Regions from separate parts of the Homo sapiens genome. Here region 2 is linked to region 1. Evidence: read pairs that join two places in POLR2A ChIA-PET (ENCODE). Cell type or tissue: endothelial cell of umbilical vein. All regions are shown on one strand. Each heading gives the region's core, and the rest is flanking DNA. Links, peaks and the distances in the headings are about the cores only. Region 1 overlaps SREK1IP1 (SREK1 interacting protein 1). Region 2 overlaps ADAMTS6 (ADAM metallopeptidase with thrombospondin type 1 motif 6).

What was found. ChIA-PET counts read pairs that join two places held together with the same protein. Peaks named below come from ENCODE experiments on the same cell type or tissue, not always from the same donor. Only the 100,000 strongest peaks of a DNase experiment are listed, where the experiment ranks them.
Region 2: POLR2A ChIA-PET joins it to region 1 with 5 read pairs; 2 of 35 experiments call an interaction of 5 or more read pairs at or near these places.

What each region holds. Positions count from the first base shown.
Region 1 is chr5:64,723,999-64,734,934 of GRCh38, forward strand. SREK1IP1 (SREK1 interacting protein 1) reads right to left here. Exons shown (of 5, transcript NM_173829.4): 4 at 4,109-4,181; 5 at 1-575. The coding sequence ends at 386. Among named protein-coding and RNA genes, the nearest start is that of SHISAL2B, 39 kb to the left of the region's middle. In endothelial cell of umbilical vein, for the core only: no CTCF peak of the experiment used is centred there; no DNase peak of the experiment used is centred there.
Region 2 is chr5:65,257,583-65,268,518 of GRCh38, forward strand. It overlaps ADAMTS6 (ADAM metallopeptidase with thrombospondin type 1 motif 6), which reads right to left. Exons shown (of 25, transcript NM_197941.4): 13 at 5,235-5,380; 14 at 3,018-3,081. Among named protein-coding and RNA genes, the nearest start is that of ADAMTS6, 220 kb to the right of the region's middle. In endothelial cell of umbilical vein, for the core only: no CTCF peak of the experiment used is centred there; DNase peaks (open chromatin) are centred at 4,789 and 5,169; H3K27ac peaks cover 1,644 bases.

The sequences.
Region 1 (10,936 bases), core at 525-5,524:
AGGTGGACACCTGATCCAGCAATACTCATTAACTGCTAGGTAGATGACCCATGTTGATGGCAGTAAAGCCATTTTACAATGAACTTATGAAGTAGTAACACTAGCCAAACACACAGAGACACAAATACCAAAAATGATGTGTTTAGTATACACAAATAGCTATACTTGGGGCATGGCTATCAAGTAACAAGACTGATTTAATACTTTACAGTTACAGCACATTAAAAATATATTGCCAGAGGGATAATGGTCCCAAATACGAAAAATGTCTATATGGAAAAGGCTGTGATTTATTGCAAAGCATAATATATAGCAAATTCCAAGGAAGGGCAAACACGTTTTAAAAACAAATTTTTAAATTTAACGGCTTAAGCCAAAGTCTCAGTTACTTTCTGGAGAATTCAGAACTATTAGGTGTAGAAGAATGCTTTTCCTTTTTTCTCTTCTTTTTTTCCTTTTTGTGATGTTTCCCTTTTTTTGATTTACTCTTTTTTTCTTTTTTCTTTTCTTTCTTCTGATATTTTTGTTTCTTTTGTTTTGAAGTGTCCTCTTCAGTGGAACTGGATGAGTAAGACCTATGGATAATAATACATACTGACTGAGAATTGCATTTATGACTGATAGATAAATTTAAGTGGGATTTGAACTGCCTTAAATTCTTCTTGGAGTAAGGTAGGGAGTATAAACATAAACTTAAAAAATGCTTCATATATTTGCATTCCCTTAAAACGATGAATTTAGAATTTTTGCTGCTTGGTCACAGAAACCAACAAAACTAGTATCTATTCCACTCAATACTAATGTAATGAGTTTTAAAGTCAATAAGGATGAAATTATTTTTCTGTGATTTTTGGTTTTTCATGCAGTCATATCATTCAAAATCCTAAAAGGCAAACAAAGGGGCATTCACCAAGCCTTATTATATTCACTTGTGTATACAATAACTTCGCATATTTTCTTAAAAGTGTCTCAAAAGTTGCAATTCTCTATTTTAAAGGGCTATAATTGTACGTTCATATGAATGAATGAAAGCTGAAAGTTAGCAAAATAAAAGCACTTTTGGTAATTCTTCTGATTTTTCAAGTACTTGATCCCTCTAGACGGAGAGTGATACAGATGAATACTTGCATTACAAAATAATTTTCATTAGTTACAAAAGGATGCTTTTATGCTATATATAAATGAAAAAGGATGGGTTATCATTGTGCTTTTGAAAAATATTACTCTAATACTAAATTGAAAAAATTGGTTCAATTCCTTCCTCTAATATTCATAAAAAAAAGGAAAAGAAAAAGAAAAAAACAGAAAACCCTATCTTTTAAGATCTTACTTAAAGAGATGTGCAACATTCTACCTATACTCAAACTCAAAATATGAGTGACAAGACAGAAACTGAGTTAATTTAAAATGTAAACAAAGGTATCTAAAGAGTTAGTTTAGTGATCTAAATATTAGGAGTTAAAACTCAAACTAAGAAAATCTGAGACGGATATAAAGGAGGTGCCAATGTAAATTCAGGAGACTACAGGGCTCCAAGGCTATTTTGTGTCTGTATAGTGTGTGAATTCCTTGACTGCCTTCCTCCTTTAGTGACTCCGAGTTTTCCCTTATTTTTGTAATGTTGTGTTCCTTTTTCCTCCTTGTTTGTCTACTTACTTAGACTTCCAATCATCTGTTAAAGCTTATTTTCTCATGTATTCTCCTGCACCCTTGCCTCTTCAGTTGTTATTCTCAAATCTTGTCTATTTTCCTCTTTTAAAGACCCTGTTTGACTTGACCTCTGGATTCTGACTAAAGCTTCTTCCCTGCCTGCACTTTTTTCTTTAGCTTTTTGGTCCTGAAGTTTTTTTTTTTGTTTGTTTCTTTTTTTTTTTTTTTTTTCTGAGACAGAGTTTCACTCTTGTTGCCCAGGCTGGAGTGCAATGGCGTGATCTCGGCTCACTGCAACCTCCGCTCCCCCGAGTTCAAGCAATTCTCCTGCCTCAGCCTCCCAAGTAGCTGGGATTACAGGTACCCACCTGTAATCCACCAGCTAATTTTTTTTGTATTTTTAGTAGAGATGGGGTTTCACTGTGTTGGCCAGGCTGGTCTCAAACTCCAGACCTCAGGTGATCGACCCACCTTAGCCTCCCAAAGTGCTGGGATTATAGGAGTGAGCCACCGTGCCTGGCCTGAAGTCTCCTTTTTAAGGCAAAATTTCAGGCTGTGGCATAGCAACACTTTCAGGGGGCACTATCTCTGCTAAGTGTGCACAGAAAAGTTAATTTAATTTCAGGTTTGTGATGCTCAAGGTAAAGAGGCCCAAATAAATAATCTGTTACTATAAAAAATATTTGGGAGGCTGAGGCAGGCGGATCACAAGGTCAGGAGATTGAGACCATCCTGGCTAACACGGTGAAACCCTGTCTGTACTAAAAATACAAAAAAATTAGTCGGGCATGGTGGTGGGCACCTGTAGTCCCAGCTACTGGGGAGGCTGAGGCAGGAGAATGGAGTGAACCCGGGAGGCGGAGCTTGAAGTGAGCTGAGACTGTGCCACTGGACTCCAGCCTGGGCAACAGAGCGAGACTCTGTCTCAAAAAAAAAAAAAAAAAAGAAATATACAGATGTACTTCAACTTATGATGGAGTTACGCCTTGATAAATCTATCTGAAGCTGAAAATACACAAAATACAGCTAACCTACTGAACATCATAGCTTAACGTGGCTGCCCTTAAATATGCTCAGAACACTTACATTAGCCTCTAGTTGGGCAAAATCATCTAACACAAAGCCTATTTTATAATAAAGCATTGAATATCTCATGTAATTTATTGAATACTGTCCTGAAAGTGAAAAATAGAATGGTTGTATGGGTACTTGAAGTACATTTCTACTGCACCATCATAAAGTTGAAAGATCATATCAAACCACATAAATTGGGAACTATCTGTATTAGAATTTGGAAGACTATCAGATATCATTTCCTGTGAGCAATCCATCTTCCTGTGCTAGAATAAATGATTTAATAATACATTAACAGAAAACCCTGAGCTCTAAATTCCTATTTGTTTTTATATTAAAGATTATTAGTTAACTCCTAACGCTTGAAAGTGGGCTACTTTTCCAATTTATAAGATACCTGAAATATTAAAATACATGTATTAAATGCTCTATAAAAACTACAAAGTGGCAGCCCCTGGTTTCTACAACCTATTCTGTATGAGAACTGGGTCTAAACTAGAAATAATTATGGTTAAGTGCTTTTAAAAAATGCCTGTATGTGCAAATTTATGCTAGTATGAATGAAACTGCACGCATTAACAAGAGAAGTGGCCACTTACTACTTTCAATAACTTCTTTAACCAGTTAGTTTTTAAAAGAGTTAATAGTAAAAATGCACAGGTGGCCGAAGACTGGAAGGAAGTTGTGATGCTAAAAATTCCTTCAGGTCTTTCACAACCCTCATCAGCCACCATATATATATATATATATGAAACTGTCAGGCTAAATACATATAAATACAAAGGTGTGTGTATGTGCATATAATTACATATATATATATATATATATATATTTTTTTTTTTTTGGTGGGCGGGGGGCAGATAGGGTCTTGCTGTGTTGCCCAGGCTGGAGTACAGTGGTGTGATCATGTCTCCTGGGCTCAAGCAATCCTCTCACCTCAGCCTTCCACATAGCTGGGAACACAGGTACATGCCACCACACTTGGATAATTTTTCTTTTACTTTTTGCAGAGATGAGGTCTCCCTATGTTGCCCAAGCCTGTCTCAAACTTCTGGGCTCAAGCCATTCTCCTGCCTTGACCTCTCAAAGTGCTGGGATTATAGGCATGAGCCATCGCACCTGGACAGCATGACAAGTTCTATTAAATTCTATTAATAAGTTAATTTATTAGCCATGGTAATATTACAAGAATACAAATATTTTAGTCAATTTCATGTATATGAAGACAAAATATATATTAAGAGTTTAAACTTAAGCTCAATGAAAAGCTTAGTTGTTGAAGAAAAAATATTAAATTAACTATTATACACAAAAAATAAAATTTTATAATCCATCCTAAACTCATAGGCCTGCTTTGTTTTTTAAAATGTTGTTCAAAAAATACCTTTTCCTTTTTTTTTTCAATTTGATTTTTTCTTTGCTTTTTTCTTTCTTCTTTTCCTCTTCTTCATTTATTCCTGTGGGGGAGAGGTGAGAAGAAAAAAATCTGGTTAATATATGATTCTATATATTAATATGGCATGTATATATGTTAAAATTTTAGCTGTTGGTGAATTTCACTGGTTAGGATAATTTTTGTAATAATTTTCCCCTTTCTTAATTATCTTTATCCATTAAAAAACTCATAAAAGTATTAAATGTTTTTTATAAACATTTCAAATACTAAGTCCATCAAGTAAAAAAATGCAAGTACCCCACCTCTAATTCCCATAGGAAATCAAGGCCAGTGGTTTGATGGGTATTGTTTGGCCCTTAAAAAGCAGAACACTACAACAGTGCACAGTTTTAAAATTTTATTTTGCAACAAAATTAGGATCATGCAATATGTATTATTCTCTAACTTGTTTTTTAAATACACTATTTGGTGTGTATTCTTGTAGGCATTCTTTATATAAAACCAAATACACACACATTTACTCATACACACATAGTTGCATATAAGTTCCAAGTATTTTTTGCCTTTGAAAAATGTACTGTCACATATATTTTGCAGCTTTTTTTTCACTTAACATAGCAGATATTTATCTTTGTCATTAAATATATATCATTATTAAACACAGAAGTGTTCCCATTAACCATATTTTATCAATTTCTACTTTCATTGTTAGAAACAATAAGCAATGGAAATCTTTGTACATATAAGAAGTATTTCTGGGTGACAGAACTTGTGTATATTTAAAGAAAAAGCAGGCTGGGCGCGGTGGCTCATGCCTGTAATCCCAGCACTTTGGGAGGCGAGGCGGGTGGATCATGAGGTCAGAAATTCGAGACTAGGCTGGACAACATGGTGAAACCCCATTTCTACTAAAAATACAAAAAATTAGCCAGGCGTGGCGGCAGGAGCCTGTACTCCCAGCTACTCGGGAGGAAGCCTTGGGGTTATTTGGCAAGGTAAAGAATAGACATCAGTTTGTCTCATAAAATCCTAGGAGATTTTTATTGACCACGCTTTCATTTATTCAACAAATATTTACTAAATGCTTATGTGTCAAGTACTGTGCTATGTACTGGGTCTTTGCTGTGCATGATCCTTGCCCACAGGGAACTTATAGTTAAGTGGTGAGAAAGAAAATTAACAGGCAAAGATAGCATTCTAAGTGAACAGCAAGGGTAGTGCATGTCAGGAAGAGGAAATTAGTGCCAAAGCTCCAAGGCAAAAAGAGTTTGGTGCGTTCTAGAAACTAAGAAGAGGTTGTTGCGGATAGAAGGGGAGGGGCAACTATGAATAAGAATGAACATGAATGAGAACAGATGAACAATATCATAAATACATGTAGAATACCATGAAATGAGAGGCCAGAGAGGTAAGCAGGAACTTGCTTATTCAAGACCATGAAGGCAACAGTAAGGATTTTACATTCTAAGTGAGACGGACTGTGTGATCGGCAGACTTACAAGGTAAATGAATTGGAAAGGGCTAAGGGGAAAAGGCAGGGGAATAATAAAGTAACTGGAGTAGTGCAGGCCAGAGATGGTGTCCTGAGGTGATATGTGTGTGCGAAGGATGATGGAACGAAAGGAATCAAGGATGACCACCAGGTTTTTAGCAGTGCCACTGATTAAAATGTGGATTGGTGGGAAGTGGGTAGGAGCCTGAAGGACAATTGTGGGTGGGAAGTAAAGATTTCAATTTTAGACATTTGAGATCTAAAAGACCTGTTTGACATCCAAGTAGGTAACTGAAGTAGGTAGTTTGGTATGTGATTCTGAAGTTTAGAGATTAGTCTGGACACACACACTGATCAGCTTATAGATAGTATTTAAAACTATGGGGAATAAATAAAATCATTTAGTAAGAGAATGATGAGAAAAAAATACAGGGAGTAAAGCCCAGGAAGATTATCTGCATCTTGAGGAACTCCAACATTTACGGGCTGAGAAGAGCAAGAAGAAGAGCTGTCAAAAAGACTGACAAAGAAGGGCCACGGGGTTGGAAGAATACCAGAACCAAGAAGTAGGAATGTTGAAGAGAGGGGCTACCTATCAAATAGTACCTAAAGGCCAAGTAGAATGTGGATATAAAAACGCCAAATAAATTTGGCAAAAAGTATTTAAAGACCTTGACAAGTGGACTGAAAAACAAATGGAAATAAAAAGGTAGAGAAAGTAAGAATAAATAACTTTGATGAGAAGTTTAGCTAGAAAGCAGCAGAGAAATGGAATGTTAGCTACAGGGATGCAAAGGATCTAGGGAAGAACAATGGGAAAAACGAAAAAAAATTGATGCTGATTGAAATGATGACGCAGAGAGGGGATAACTGAAGGAATAAAATTCTTGAAGAAAAGAATTCATAGCAATTATGGTAGGACATGCCTTCGAAAGGAAGGACAGTCCTTCCATTTTAACTGAAGGAAAGAAAAGAAAGATGGATATATATATATGCAAATTTGTGGATTCAGTAATTGGAAGCTAAGATGCTCTCATTTGGTGTCTTCTATTTTGTCAATGAAAGAGGGAGTCATTAGCCGAAGGAGGAAGGGAGAAGTGGGAAAGGTATAAAATAAGTATGTGGAGTGAACTTGCAAAAATAAATGCAAGCTGAGATTAGGGATCATGAATTTATAGAAACACCAGTCTGCCTCTTCACCTTTGCACTGCTGTAAGGGGATCAGCATAGAGAAGGCAAAGAGGTTCATCCATATTTGGGGTTTTGCTAGATAAGGGTAAAAGATAAAGAAAGGAGTAAGGCAGTTACAGATATTTGCAAAAGAATAATGGTGATAACTATGATGGAATCTAAGCTAGATAAGGGGAAGACTAACTGAATGAAAGTGGTGGGTCAATAGCCTGAGGGTCTTTACATTAAATAAACTGGAAAGATAAGAACTTGGAGTAAAAAGCGTACAGTGTATGCCATTAATTTTGGAGGCTGAGAACAAGGTCCAGGGTGCAATCATGGAAATGTGTGGCTAAGGTGAAGAGACAGAAAAGATCATTTTCAATGATAAGGTGGAGAAGATGAGTTAGGGTGTTGTCAGGTCATTCACAGGTCATCTAAGAATGTCTCTAAGAACAATGAGAGGACTTGAGATGAAAAATAAGACAATTGAGAGTTTGAGGCTGGAGGATCGCATAAGACTCAGAGTTCGAAACCAGCCTGGTCAACATAGTGACATCATGTCTTTATAAAAGAAAAAAAAAATTAGCCAGGCATGGTGGCACATGCCTGTAGTCTCAGCTACACTGGAGGCTGAGGCGGAGGACTGCTTGGGCCCAGGAGTTTGAGGCTGCAGTGATTCCAGAAGCCATGATTGCATTACTGAACTCCAGCCTAGACAACAGAGTGGGCCCTTGTCTCAAAAAAAAAAAAAAAAAGAGGACAGGAATCTTAAAATAATTGTGAGGAATGGCCTGAACTAGATATAGGACGACAATAAAAATGGGAAGAAGCAGGAAAGCCAAATGACAGGAGCCTCAAAAGGGCATTTTGCTAAGACAATATGTTGATGATGTCTTGAACATATAAAAAATGTGAGTTATTAAAGACAATCAGTGAGAAGTATGTAGTTTAGAGAACTAAAAATGTAATTAAGGAAAAAAATAATGGCCAGACCAAAGATAAAATGTATTAAGAAGGAAAGCAGTCTTGAAATTCCAAGAACTATTTTTAATGCCTTCCAGCTCTCAGTTCTCTCTCTTCCTTTCTGGTTGTGGTGCTGGCCACCTCTTTCTTGCATGCTATCAGCTAAGGTGTCAATGGTTGGCATACTAAGTTGGAAAAAATGATTAAAGGCAAAGTGAAGAAAACAGGATGGGGGAAATAAGGCATTTTTTAAAAAGTCACATCCAATGACAATGTACATCTGGAGACTCAGAAATTGTACAAATCAGTGCTATAGGCTACTTATCTCTATTTCTAGTATCCACGATTTTGTCAGTTATGCCAACAGCTTTTTAGAAAACTGGTCAATGCCATTTGTCCTGAAAAACTTCTCTCCATTATGAGAGAAGTACTAAAACAATGCAAGTGATGAAATGCTGGGAGAGATTCTATACTATTCAAGCAGAATGAATAAATGATTTTTGAAGCTCACCTATTTCAATTACATGAAATACTTGGAAATAACAAAACACTCTATCAGCTCAGGTTCGTATTTGCAAATGACCTGACAATTTACACAGATATTCCCAAGGAGTCTACAAAAATCCAGAATCAGCTCAGCAAGAAGAAAAAATAAACATACAAAAATCAATTTATTTTTATTAGCAACGAACATGCAGAGAACAAAATTAAAGATACAGTATCATTTATAATTTTCCAAAAAAGTATATAAAAGATGTATAGGACTTATATGCTGAAAACTACACAGTGCTGATGAAAGAAATCCAAGAAGTTCTAAATAAAGAGACATACCATGTTAATGGATCAGAAGACTCAACAAAGTAATGACGTCCATTCTCCCCAAACTGATATACACATTTAATGCAATTCCTATTCAAAATCCTAGCAAAGCTTTCTGTAAATATAGTCATAAGTTTAAAATTTTTACGGAAATGAAAAGGAACTAAAATAGCTTGAACAATTTTGATGAAGAATAAAGTGGGAAGAATTAGTATCCCCATTCAAGACTTATTTTATAGCTATATGAATAAAGACTATGTGGTATTAGTGGAGGCAAAGACACATTAATCAATGAAACAGCACAGAGAATCCAGAAACAAGCACACACAAATAGAACCAACTGATTTTTTGGGGAAAAAAAAAAAAAAGCAAAGCAATTTAATGCAGGAAAGACACTTTTTAAGAAATGGTGTTGGAACAACTGAACACCCATAGGCAAAATAGATCAAGCCTCACTGCTTACATAAAAATCAACTCAAAATTTATCATGGACTTAAATGTAAAATTAAAACCACAAAACTTTTAGAAAAAAAAAAGAGCATTTTTCAGATCTATGCATAGGCAAAGGTTCTTATATTTGACACCAAAAGCACAGTCTATAAAAGGAAAACTGATCAATTGGACTTCATCAAAATTAAAAACTACTGCTTTGTGAAAGACCTGGTAAGAGGATAAAAAAGACAAATGCCATACTGGGAGTAACTATTTTCAAAACAGGTATCTGACAAAGGACTAGTGTCTAGAATGGTATAAAGAATATCAACATGTATAAAGAACATACAAAATATACACATGTACCCACATATATATACACACACACATATATGTATGTTCAGAACTCAACATTCAACAGTAATGAAAAGATGTATAACATCATTAGCCATTAGGAAAATGTAAATAAAGCAACAATGGGCTATAACTACACATGTTAGAATGCTAAGCACAAAAATGCTGGTGACAACACCAAATGCTAGTCACTCACACGCTTCTCGTAGGGACGTAAAATGGTATAGCCACTGTAGAGTTTGACAGTTTATTAGGAAACAAAATATACAACTACCATAACAACCCAGCAATTTTACTGTGGGGCATATGTCTCATAGAAATAAAGACTTACGTTCACCCAAATCCTGTTTATAGCAGTTTTATTAATAATAACCCCAAACTGACAATCCAGTGGATAAATACTTAATACTTAAACAAACAGTAGTATATCCATAACATACACTACTATTCAGAAATAAAAAATAACGAATTAGTCAGTCTGTAGAGAATTATAATTAGTGAAAAAAGCTCATCAGAAGGGTTACATACTGTAAGATTCTATTTACAAAACATTATTGAAATGACAATATTATAAAAATAGAGAGCAAAGTTTTGGTTTATAGGGCTTAGGAACGTGGTGAGGGCAAGAGAAAAGTGGATGTAGGTATCAAAAGACAGTATGAATGGTCGTTGTGGTGATGGAAATGTTCTGTGTAGACTGTATCAAAGACATTATCCTGCTTTGAAACTGTAGTTTTCGAAGATGTTACCATTGAGGGAAACCAGGTAAGGGACAAAAGGGTCTCTATGTGATTTCTTACAGCTACATGTTAATCTACAATATTCTCAAAATAAAAATTTCGATTAAAAAATCAATTGTCACATATGTATGGGTCTATTCTGTTCCATTGATCTATCTTTACATCGATACTACACTTTCATGATTACCTGTGGCTTTACAATAAATCTTGAAATGAGGTTGTGTTAGTTTTTTAATTTTACTAATCCTTTTGAAAGTGTTTTGGCTTTTCTAGGTTCTTTACATTTCCACAAGTACTTTAGAATTGGCTTGTCAATTTTTTTTATTTTTATTTTTAGAGATAAGGTCTTGCTTGGCTTGTCGGTTTCTCAAATGGCCTGCTGGAATTTTGATTGTGATTCCTTTTTTTTTAATAGATCTGCTTGGGGAGAAGTTACATTTCTTTTAAAATTGAAACTTCCACTCAATGAATATAGCGTATCTTTACTTATTTCTTTAATGTCCCTCAACAATATTTTGTAAAATATGTTTCAGTCTTGCATACCTTGTCAGATTTATATTCTTAGTATTTCATTCTTTATGCTACCATAAAAGATATCTGTAAAATTTTAACTTGATTGTTCATTGCCAGTGTACAGAAATACAATTGATTTCTGCTAACTGATCTTGTAGACTCTTGCAACTTTGCTAAACTCAGTTATTAGTTCTAGAAGCTTTTTTGAAAGATTCTGTAGATACTTCTACATAGATGATCATTTCATCTGCAAAAAAAGACAGTTTTAAACTCTTTCCTGAAATCTGGATGCCTTTATTTTTCATACCTTATTGCACTCGCTAGAATCTC
Region 2 (10,936 bases), core at 2,875-7,874, 540 kb after region 1:
CTTGTCTTTCACCAATCCATTCTCATCTAAAGCATCAATCTGAGGCTCTTTCAATGGTTTCAAATGTCCCAAGATAAAGATCACACTTCTTAGCCTCTAGGCCTTGCACTTAATTTTCCTTCTAAGATGCTCTCATTTTCACTTTTTTCTGGTCTCCTTAGATTTGCCCTTCATGTCTCTAGCTTCCTGTGGGACAAAGTCCTTAAGTCCCTAATTAGGTTAGGTGCCATTCTATGCACTTCTATAGCATCCCATACTGAATCCCATCATATCACTTACCACTCTGTATTATAATTGTCTGTACCTAAGTGATTTCCCAATAAATTTATAAGCTCTTTGAGGGCAGAGATTGTCTTTCTCACCCAAGCATGGTCTAATATACAATAGGCATTCAATTATTTTTTAAACAAATGAATAAATAATACTGGTAACTCTAAAAGATCATCATAATTGAAGCTACATGTAATTATTCCAAAATACTCCAAAATACAATTTTAATAGAATTAAATATGACAAATCAACTATATAGGTGATAGAAGGGCAGAAAATAGAGTAGGGTAAGGAAGATTAGGAGTCCTAGAGTTGTAGGGAGTGGAGAGGGTTGCAATTTTAAGTTCAGTACTCAGAATGGTCTCATTGAAAAGGTGACAGTTGAGTAAAGGTGAGGCGAGAGAGTTAACCACACAGATATTTTGGGAGAAGAGTACACAAGGCAAAGGGAATAGTCACTGCAAAAGCCCGAAGGTAGGAGCATGTCAGGCATGTTTAAGGAAGGGGACCTATGTTGCTGGAGCAGAGATAACGAGAAAGAAAATAGTAAGAGATGAGTTCAGAGAAGTAATGAAAGCCAGATTGTGTAGACCTTGCAGGCCATTGTAACGACTTTGGATTTAAGTAAAATGGGGAGCCATTGAGGGGTTTTGAGTAAAAGATAATCTGATTCACTCTGCCTCCTATATCGAGGACTGGATAGCAAAGGGGAATCCTCATAAAAGGCTATTAGAGTAATCCTGTGAAAGATAATGGTAACTTAGACCAGAGCAGCAGTAGTGAAGTTAGGCAGCACCTACCATATACTTTGAAGGCAAAACTAATGGGATTTCCTGAGGAATTGGATATAAGCTATGAGACAGAAAAAGGTGTCAAGAAAGACTCCAGGATTTTTGGTGTAAGCCAAATGGAGTTACATCTGAGATGGGAAAAACTGCTGGAAGAACGAGTAGAGAAAATGTTTTGGGGATAACAGTTGGACATGTTAAACATTAGATGTCCATTAAAAGTCTATTTAAATATAAGATATGAACCTGGAATTCATGAAAGAAGTACAGGCTGAAGATATAAATTTTGGGTCAAATGGCAAATAAATGGTACAAAAGCAATGGAACCAGATAAGATCACCAAAGAAAGGAGTATTGGTAGAGCAGAGACACAGGCCACTGACTAACTCTTGGGTACTCTAACATTGAGGTCAGAGTAAAGAGTAGTAGGAGCTGGCCGGGCATGATGGCTCACACCTGTAATCCCAGCACTTTGGGAGGCCGAGGCGGGTGGATCACCTGAGGTCAGGAGTTCGAGACCAGTCTGGCCAATGTGGTGAAACCCCAGTCTCTACTAAAAAGTGTATATATATATATATATAAAATTAGCCAGGTGTGGTGGCACACACCTGTAATACAGCTACTCGGGAGGCCAAGGCAGGAGAATTGCTTGAATCCAGGAGACAGAGGTTACAGTGAGCCAAGATGGCGCCACTGCACTCCAGCCTGGCCTGGCCAACAGAACAAGGCTCTGTCTCAAACAAACAAACAAACAAACAAACAAACAAACAAAAAGAGTAGGAGCCAATGAAGGAGGAAGAGGAGTAAGCATTAATGTAAAAGAACAACTAAAATGTTGTAGTTTCCCGGAAGCCTATTGAAAGTGAAGTAGTAAGCTGAAGACTTAGAATTGACTATTAGATTTAACAGCATGGAAATCACCTGTGACTTAACAAGAGTATTTCCATAGAATGATCAAGGCAAAAACCTGATAGGAGCAATTCTAGAAAAAATAATGTGAAGAGAGGAAATGGATTCAGTAAGTACAGACAAGTCTTTTGAGAAATTTTGTTTCAATGGGAAACAAGGCAATGGGAAAATAACTAGCATGGTTTTTTGGTTTGTTTGTTTACAGATAGGAGAATGTTTGTATGTTTATGAAAAAAATTCAGAAGTGAACAATCATCTGCATATTTATAAAATCACCAAGAATTAAGACAGTAGTAGAGGTGGAAAGCATGAAAATGTTAACAGTCTAATGACATTAATTAAAAGCTGTGGTTTTTAGATAGGGGGAGGAAGAGTGATCTGGAGGAGTAATGAGATATAAACATTGTCAATCCACTTTGAGGCTCAGTCATTCAAGGGCTAAGAGAGAAAACAAAAGCCTACCCAGTTTGAAGACTATAGGAGAAGCAATATCTTCAGAGGAAGAGCTAGTTTCCATTAAAGTAAGAAGGTGAAAGGAAGGAAAATTCAGAGAAGTGAGTATTAGGGGTTTTGAATTCCTGAAAGTACAGAAGAAGTTTCAGTAGTTGGGCAGGGATACAAAACAGAACAGAGGAGGAAATATACAGCATCTTATCTATTGGATGAGGGATAATGTAGGAGTCTGGGGCTTCTTGCAGTGGCAAACATAAAATGGAATAAAGGGCATAATAAGATTAATTCTGTGGAGTCAAGAAAGATAGTGGTGTTGAAGTTGTGAGTGTGTGGGGCAGGGCAGTTCAGGGTGTGTGTGCCTCTCTTGATATCTGTTGGGGAAGAATATACTTGTTCCCAGTACTGGAGCTCCCCCTTGACCCTTATTAATGGAATTGATGGAGCTGAGGCCAGCTCCATTCATTATTAACAATTTAGAAAATTAATGTGACCTTCACACACATGTATTTCTTATCAAATAGTTTAAAATTAAAAAAATTTCCCTACTCTAGGGAAAGAGTAAGCTAATTTTTCATAACAGAGTTTGGTTTTACTTACATCTGTGTTACAGGAGCGATACCGTTTCCTTTCCCCAAGGCAATATTTTCCACCTCCTGAAGGTCTGAAAAAACATTGTGTTTAAAATGTGAATACTAATACATCTGTCCATACAAAGAGTATATATATTACTTGATGAAAACATACTAAAGTTTACTTTCAAAAAATATATCATTTGACATGTTTTAATTATTAAAGTAATCATGCTGGTGATTGTTAGCAATAATTATGGTTGTTGAACATAAAAATTAAGGCAGTTTATTATTAATTTTATTAATAGTACTATTAATTTTGTATTAATTTACTAGTAATTTATAAGATTCTTAATTGTCATGATTTACATTCTCAAGAAAATCAATTGAATCAATATATTTTCTAATTATCATAGTAAAAATCACTTATTTATAATGAAAAGCCATTTAAATCATATTCAACAAAATCCATAATCTGATGCTATATGTTCACCAACTAGGAAATGGAAAGTTTGTTTTTACTCCAGACAGGAAGCAAGGAGACATGAAATAACTCCTTGGAAATAGCTTTCATTCAAAGTGAATAATGCAAAAACAAATTTCCATCTTATTTCAAAATAGTCCATGAAGTTTAAAAATTTAAATCTAAAAATCAGATGGCTTTGCATTATATAAATACTAAATATTTTATATTTCACCAAAATTAATGAAACAGTAAGACGTCAAATATTTGACTAATATAAGTTAATCTTTAAAGGATTTAACATTAGGGAAAACCATTGCTATTATTTGGGCATACTACCATTGAGTGATAAAAACAACTAATTTCTTCTTTTAAAAGAGGTCCAGTTTTTTCCCTTAAGTATCTGGGTATATTATTTATCACAGGGTTTTTTATACTTTGATTAATTTATAGCAGCTTTCAGTTGAACTTACGTTAGTTATTCTGTAATTTTTTTAAAAAGATCAAGTCTAAATTATAATTTTGGCTCACTGGTATCAATGGGATCATTAAAGCTACATTTTGAATATATTTTGAATGCCAGTGAATGCTGACTCTAAGTAAGGAAGGGAAATGGCTCAGCTTGAACCAGCTTGAGAGAAATGGGTTGGTCAGACAAAAACAAGATAGTGGGGATGGTGGTAGCATGACTGGTTTATGAATGGGTAACAGGAAGCTCTGTTTAGCAAGAGAGGAATAATTGATAGGAAGTGGGAGAATGGAAACACAGAACTAACATAAAGCAAAACAAGCTAAAAAGAGTAAAAGAAAAGAAAAAAGACAGTTGGAGACAGGAACCAAAGAGAGGGATCCTGAGTTAAAAATGGAGAAAAACTAAAAAATAAAAATAGACCATCTTTTATTTCAGAATGAGAAAAAAAAAAGGAAAAGCCGTTATCATAACATCATTCTCCATCAAATACTAGCTGGGAAAGAAGGTCCTCAACCAGCGTTCTAGACAAAAATGGGCACTTGACATGCGGCAGCCAAAGAACAGTTTAGTCTCAGGGAGGACAAGAAAGTACAACTAGAGGAACCGTTCACCTGTAATGGGCATGGAGCACTGGTAGGAGGGAGAAGCAACAGAGCTAGCAAAGAATACTGATGGTGCTGGCCTTGTGCCAGGGGGACTCTGGCTGGAGAAAACAGTGGTGGAAGAGGTGCAGTCTGACCTGCATAAAACAGTCATGGGGAGAAAAGTGGTGGCAGCTCCGGAAGATGATTAATGGGGGCATATGAATGGAAACTATTTTAACACATGGGCAGTATTCTTTTCATTGTGATTTGTGATGCGAATCAAGGCATTTCAACCCTTGAAGTGCTCTCATTGGTCCTTTTAATACTGATGTAGCAGTAATAATTTTATGTGACATGTGAAAAGACCTTAGGTTTCCTGGGAATAATAGTAATGTAGCTAAGACCAGATCTGGATTCATCCATAATTCAGTAGTTTTTGGAGGAGGAAATCTGATTATTATTAGATTAAAAGTCTGGCTTATCTGGGACAGATACACAATACTTTCTATTTTTTACATTTTATTTTTGGTTACACAATAAGGGGAAAGGAAGAAGAAGAAAGTCTGTCTAACAAAGCTCCTCCACTTTCCTGTGCCTATGGCTTGTTCTGAAGACAAGTACTTGGCTCACTAGCGAAACGTTTTTACAGATAACATGTGAAACCACAGCTTTGAATCATTTCCAACTGTGTCTTTTTGTTGGCTCCGGCTTACTTTAGCTACTTACGCTGGACTGTCACAGTGTCTTAGGGATGAGGAGACGCCTCCCCCGCAGGTCCTGCTGCACTCTCCCCATAGTGACCAGGGACCCCAGCCCCCATCTATGCTCTGGGGCCAAGTGCCAAAAGGAACACAATCTCCCTGATAACACCACTGCAAGATTTCACAGAAAACACAGAATTAGCTTTTAGGCAGATAGAGCTATCAGGATAGAAATACATAAGGGTCAGGTACTGACCAACTATAGGCATTAGCATTCTCCCAATTGATAACAGACAGATAGTTCTCTAACTGTGTTTAGACACTGGTGAATGTGCATGTGACTTGCGAATTATCTTAGCTAGACCATGATTTATAAGCCTCTAACCTGTATTGGGAGTTCTAAAAAAAAGTCACATTGCTTCTTTTCCCTTGTTTCTATTCCTCTTGACTTTTAGTGTTTCTCATTATAGAGCTAGCTATAGACCTCAAAGTCTTTTTTAGATATTTTAGTATTTTATTTAAAATTTTTCTTTATATTTCACTATTATTAGACTCATGGAATGATAACGCAATATGGAAGGTTCCCCAGTAAGGAATTTTTATGATGGTAATTGCTCTTTCTTAAAAAAAAAAAAAAAAAAGCCGGTTGAGGCTACAATAGTAAAAGAATGTGTTGTGGCATTTCATCTACATGAGCACTGCAGACATAATAAAAGTAATGCCAAGACATTAGGGACTGGGTACAAAAAAACCCTTGTATACACTGACTAGCCATGTGTATGGCCCCCACATGAACATATGTACTGGAATTCTGCTCAGCTCTACTCTCCGTAATAAACCACACATACTGCACCTAAGTAGAAAGCCAGGAATAATTTATTGAGACACAGACATCACAAAATCAACTCATAACTCTAGCATGATAAATCTTATTTGCAGAATATGGCAAAATGAAAGTCTTTTTTAAACCAAGCATTTGTAGACTTTTGTTGATGCATTTTTCAAATTATCAAACTTTGACACACCAAAATAATGCTACTATGAAAGTCATTTGTTTATATGAATAACAATAAGGAACATGGTTATCAGCAAAGTTGAACAAATGTCATCAATGTTAGGTTGTTTAATAAAAATTCAACCTTATATTAAAATGAAAAGGGATCATGATGTGGTACTTAGAAAGTGATCAGTTTATTATACTAATTCTATCACCAAGCTTTGTTGGTTTTATCTCCAGAATATCCCTGGAATTCTTTTACTTTTCACCTTCTTCATCGCTATACTCTAGATCAAACTGGCAAATGGAGTAGCTTCTTACCTGATCATTGTGCTTCTACTTTTTTCTCCTAGAATCTATTTTCCAGAGAGCATTTAGAAAGATCTTTTAAAAACATGCTATCACATTATGCCACCTTTTTGCTTAAAAAAACTCAGTGGTTTCCTATTTCCATAACACTGATCAACAGTAGATTTAGTGATCTAGCCCCTGCCTCCTTCCTCAGCCCCATTCTCTCTCTTACACAGATTACTCCAGACACATTGGATTTCCACCTTCATACACTAATCTTGTTCCTCCTTAGAGCATCTGAATTTACTGGTCCTTCTAGTAATGCTTTGTTCCCAATTCCTTCTACTGCTGTCTTCTCATCTTTCAGTCTCAGGTCAAGTGTCATTTCAACAGAGAGATCTTTCCTTGACCATCCTCATTCTAAAATGATACCTCAATACCCTTTCCTGCTCCCAGACCATGTAACAGTGATTCTGTCCTACTGCTTTAGTTCCCTCTTACCACTTACCACTACTTTAAATTGCCCTGTTTACTTATCAAATTACTTCTTTGTAATGTAAAAGCCTCAAGAGTCACTTGTGGCTATTTAAATTTAAATTAATTGAAGAATTCAGTTCCTCAGACCCACTAGCCACAGGTAGCTAGTGGCTACTATGTTGGACAGAGCAGATGCAGAACATTTGCATCACCACAAAACGTTTTATTGGAAACAATGAATGCCTAGAATAGCACTTGGCATGTAGTGTGTATGTAACAAAAATTTATTAGATTAATTAATTGGCACATAGTATGTATGCAACAAAAATTAATTAGATTAATTAATAAGTAGTTAAATTAAGGAATTGTGTCCTATTTTGGTTATCACATGGCAGGAAGGAACTGGAGATACTGGAGGGTAAAGAAACCAAATTCATATTTGTTTCCTAGTAGATGGTACCAAATTGACAATCAATGAGCTGTGCTAGTTGTAACAGCATAACGGACTTTTTAGAGCAGTGCTGAGCAATTATTTGTCTATAAAAAATTAGGCAAGAGGAAGTTAACATTTCCTTGGCTGTAGGGAAGAATATCTGACCCTAAGTCTGATATATATTAAAACAGGATATTAAGAAAGATTATTGAGTTTTGAGCAATAAAAATTATCATGAAGAAAAAAAGATCATCTGTTCAGAATGATGAAGAAGAGGCAGCTGGCTAAACCAATAATATAGTATCAACCCTGTGATCAGGGTTACTGATAATGTATACTTGAGAAGGAGAAAATGTTCCACTTGAAAACTTACGACTTAGCTAGTTGGTCTTGAAGAACAATTTTTATAGTGATATGTTAATTGCATCAGATCTGCACCTATACAAAAGTCACAACATCTGGCCAAATAATCTCCAGTTTTGTGGTTTTCTTACTACAAGTAACTGTGTGTAAAAATATTTATGTTTGCACCCAGTTTTCCTATGCAAATAACTGAGCAGTATAGTCCTGGCCAGCAATTAACTGCTTTTTTTTTTCCCTGTCTGCAATTAATGAGAACTGACACTTTCAGAAACTTCAAATCTTAAAACATGCCTATTTTTTCAAATTGGAAACTTAGCATTATTGATTTCAAATAACATTAAAGCTTGATTTTACATTTATTTTATATAATCACAGAGTTGAATCTAAAGCTCAAAGGAACTTCAGAATTCATAAGGCCTAAGCACTTCAGTTTTTCAGATGAGGACACCAGAACCTAAAGGAATTGACTTGCCCAAGATCACATACTAGTAGAAAAGGGATTATCTGTCTAAAATACGTAAAAAAATTAGTGGTAAAAAAAAATCCATTGGAGGTGTATGATTATGTATTTGAAGACATTAAAGAATAACATGCTTTACTGGATTTTTATAACTACATAAAATACAAAATAATACTAGAGTTTTTTTTTTAAACACAGCTGTAGATACACGTTATTTCAGACCTCTTTGTATATACCTATGATTTGTAGAGAAAAAATAGTCAGGTTTTTTCATTTGTCAGGTGACAAAAGAATTGTGAGAGCTACAAGAATACTTAAAGATGTAGGTTCCAAAGTATTTATTAATATTATTACACATTTCTAGAATGCTCACAAAATGTAGGGCAGTGAGAAAAGTCACATGAACTAAAGTCATTCTTTAGGTAAATGATAAATACAATATTCACTTCGTAAAATGCTGCTCAGTGTTCATCACTAAAGTCTACACAACAGTAGTATTTCATAAATGGTTTGCTAAAAGGCCTTATACTGCATAAATTCATGCTTTGGTTATATCTATTCCATGGAGCTATATCATAATAGGTAATTTTATCAGAAAGTTAAGTAACAAACATTAATGGGTAAATAATTTGTAATATAAGTATCAGTCACCTAGCAGTTGACAAGAGTGTAGTCTCTAATTTAATACTAGTTAACAACTTAGTTAACTAGCTAACAAGTTAACAACTTTGGTCTGTGTAGGACTTTATGTTACAAACTTCAGTTCTAGCAATATCTTTGATCCAAAGCAAGTCACTTTTCTTTCTTCTCTTTTGTTTCCTTAACTATAAAATGGAAACTAATTTTAGTTCTTGATTCCAATATGGTTTAGATTAGGGAAACTTTTAAAATAGTTCAACGCATACATACCTTCAAAAAAGTTAAAAACCTACGGAACAACTTGTTTGATTTTGATCTCTGCAGAAGTGTTCGTGTTTTGTTTTCCTCCTTTGTTATTTATAAAAATGGATCTCTTTATAATTATGGCTACTTTTCTCCTTTGGTAGTAGTAAACATCAATGTAGTATATGATTTTAAGAGAAGAAACTTATTTAATTAACAAAAGGGCTTTAAGAAGCCCATGGGGACTTCATGTGGATCAAGTGATTTGAATGACTCTTCTAGCTGATTGCATTAATCAATATAAATTAAGAGTTTAATGTGTGTAAATAATGAGTAGAATAATTAGATTACACCAAATAAAGCAACTTGGAATATATAAATCTTATAACCACATAATAATGAGATTCTGAGTGTTGTGCCATCTGTTTTTACTCTTTCTTTTACCTGAAGTTACCAAACCTGTAAAAGCTCTATTTACAGAGAGATAGAATTTTACTTTACGTTTTAAACTAGAAAAGTTAAATATGTAGATGCAAACAAGTTTCTAATCTTTATTTTCAAAGGTTATCCAATCTAGTGATTTTGGACTATTCTAAATAACAGTCATGTTACTTTAGTCTAAATTATCCGGATAAATTGGATAAATTTGGCCTTCTTCTTGCTAATTGGGGTATGTTTAACCACATTCATAAAGGTTAAAGAAGTGAAGCCATCATATTTTTTTCCAAGAATAAAATCTTATATTGTTCATTATTGCTTTTCACATTTCTTCTAAATTAAATAAATGTTTTCAACACAATCTAGAAAGATGGTATATTCCAGTCAGGCTTTAAGAGCCTTCTTTAGAAACACTACTTATTATTAAACAACATCTCTTGCTATTATACTACTAAATATTATGATCTACATCAAGGGACTTTAAGAAAGATACATTATAAATCAAATAATTTAACTTTGAAAATTTGTCACATTTCCATGAAGGAAAACTTCAAGATGAGTATATGCAGTATTTAAAAAAAATTTTTTTCTAGATGTGATTATGGTATACCTTTTAATATCCAGTACTGGGTCCAGGCAGCATTTGGAATAAGAGACCTCTAAGGAAATTCTAAGATTTTGCAGGAAGTAATATTAGTGATTCAATACAGAACATTCTTCCCAAGTCAGAAGAGCTGAGTGTTGGAGCACAGCACTATTAAAAGCCTTATCTTTCCACTGTGCAGGTGCAGGAATGCTAAAGCTACATTTCAGCCCAAATTCTAAATCAGAAGTTGTCATCCCATACTATTTAGATTTCTACAGCAATTGGAAGAACTATTCTTTCTTCACTTCCTGTGTTTATAGTTTGGGAACCAGTCAAAACATACTGTATTCTACCCTAAGTAAATTAAGAACTAAGGCTGCAAACGTCCTATTATATATCCAGTGCTTTAGAAGGGCATTTAATAATACTATTCTAATCCAGCCCTGTGTTTCCTATGGAAAGATATTAGGAATCAATGTCACTTACATGTAAACCCAAATACTGGGCTATATCTCTAATTGGGTCTTGTAGAGTCATTAAATCAATCTATTGGCTATAAGCCAGTATTTGAAGCCTTCTTTGTGGTCACCAACAGGGATTACAAGGATTGGGTTTTGATTATCCTTAATATCCTGTTCAGTAACAATGCCAACACTACTATCAAAGTTTTTACAATCTAAATCCTTATTTACTATTTCGTCAATTATGGCATTGCTCTGATTCCTGTCCAAAGGGCTATTGCTGATGCTGTATCCAAGGAAAGCTCTCTGGCTGAAAGTTATATTAATTGATTTGTAGGA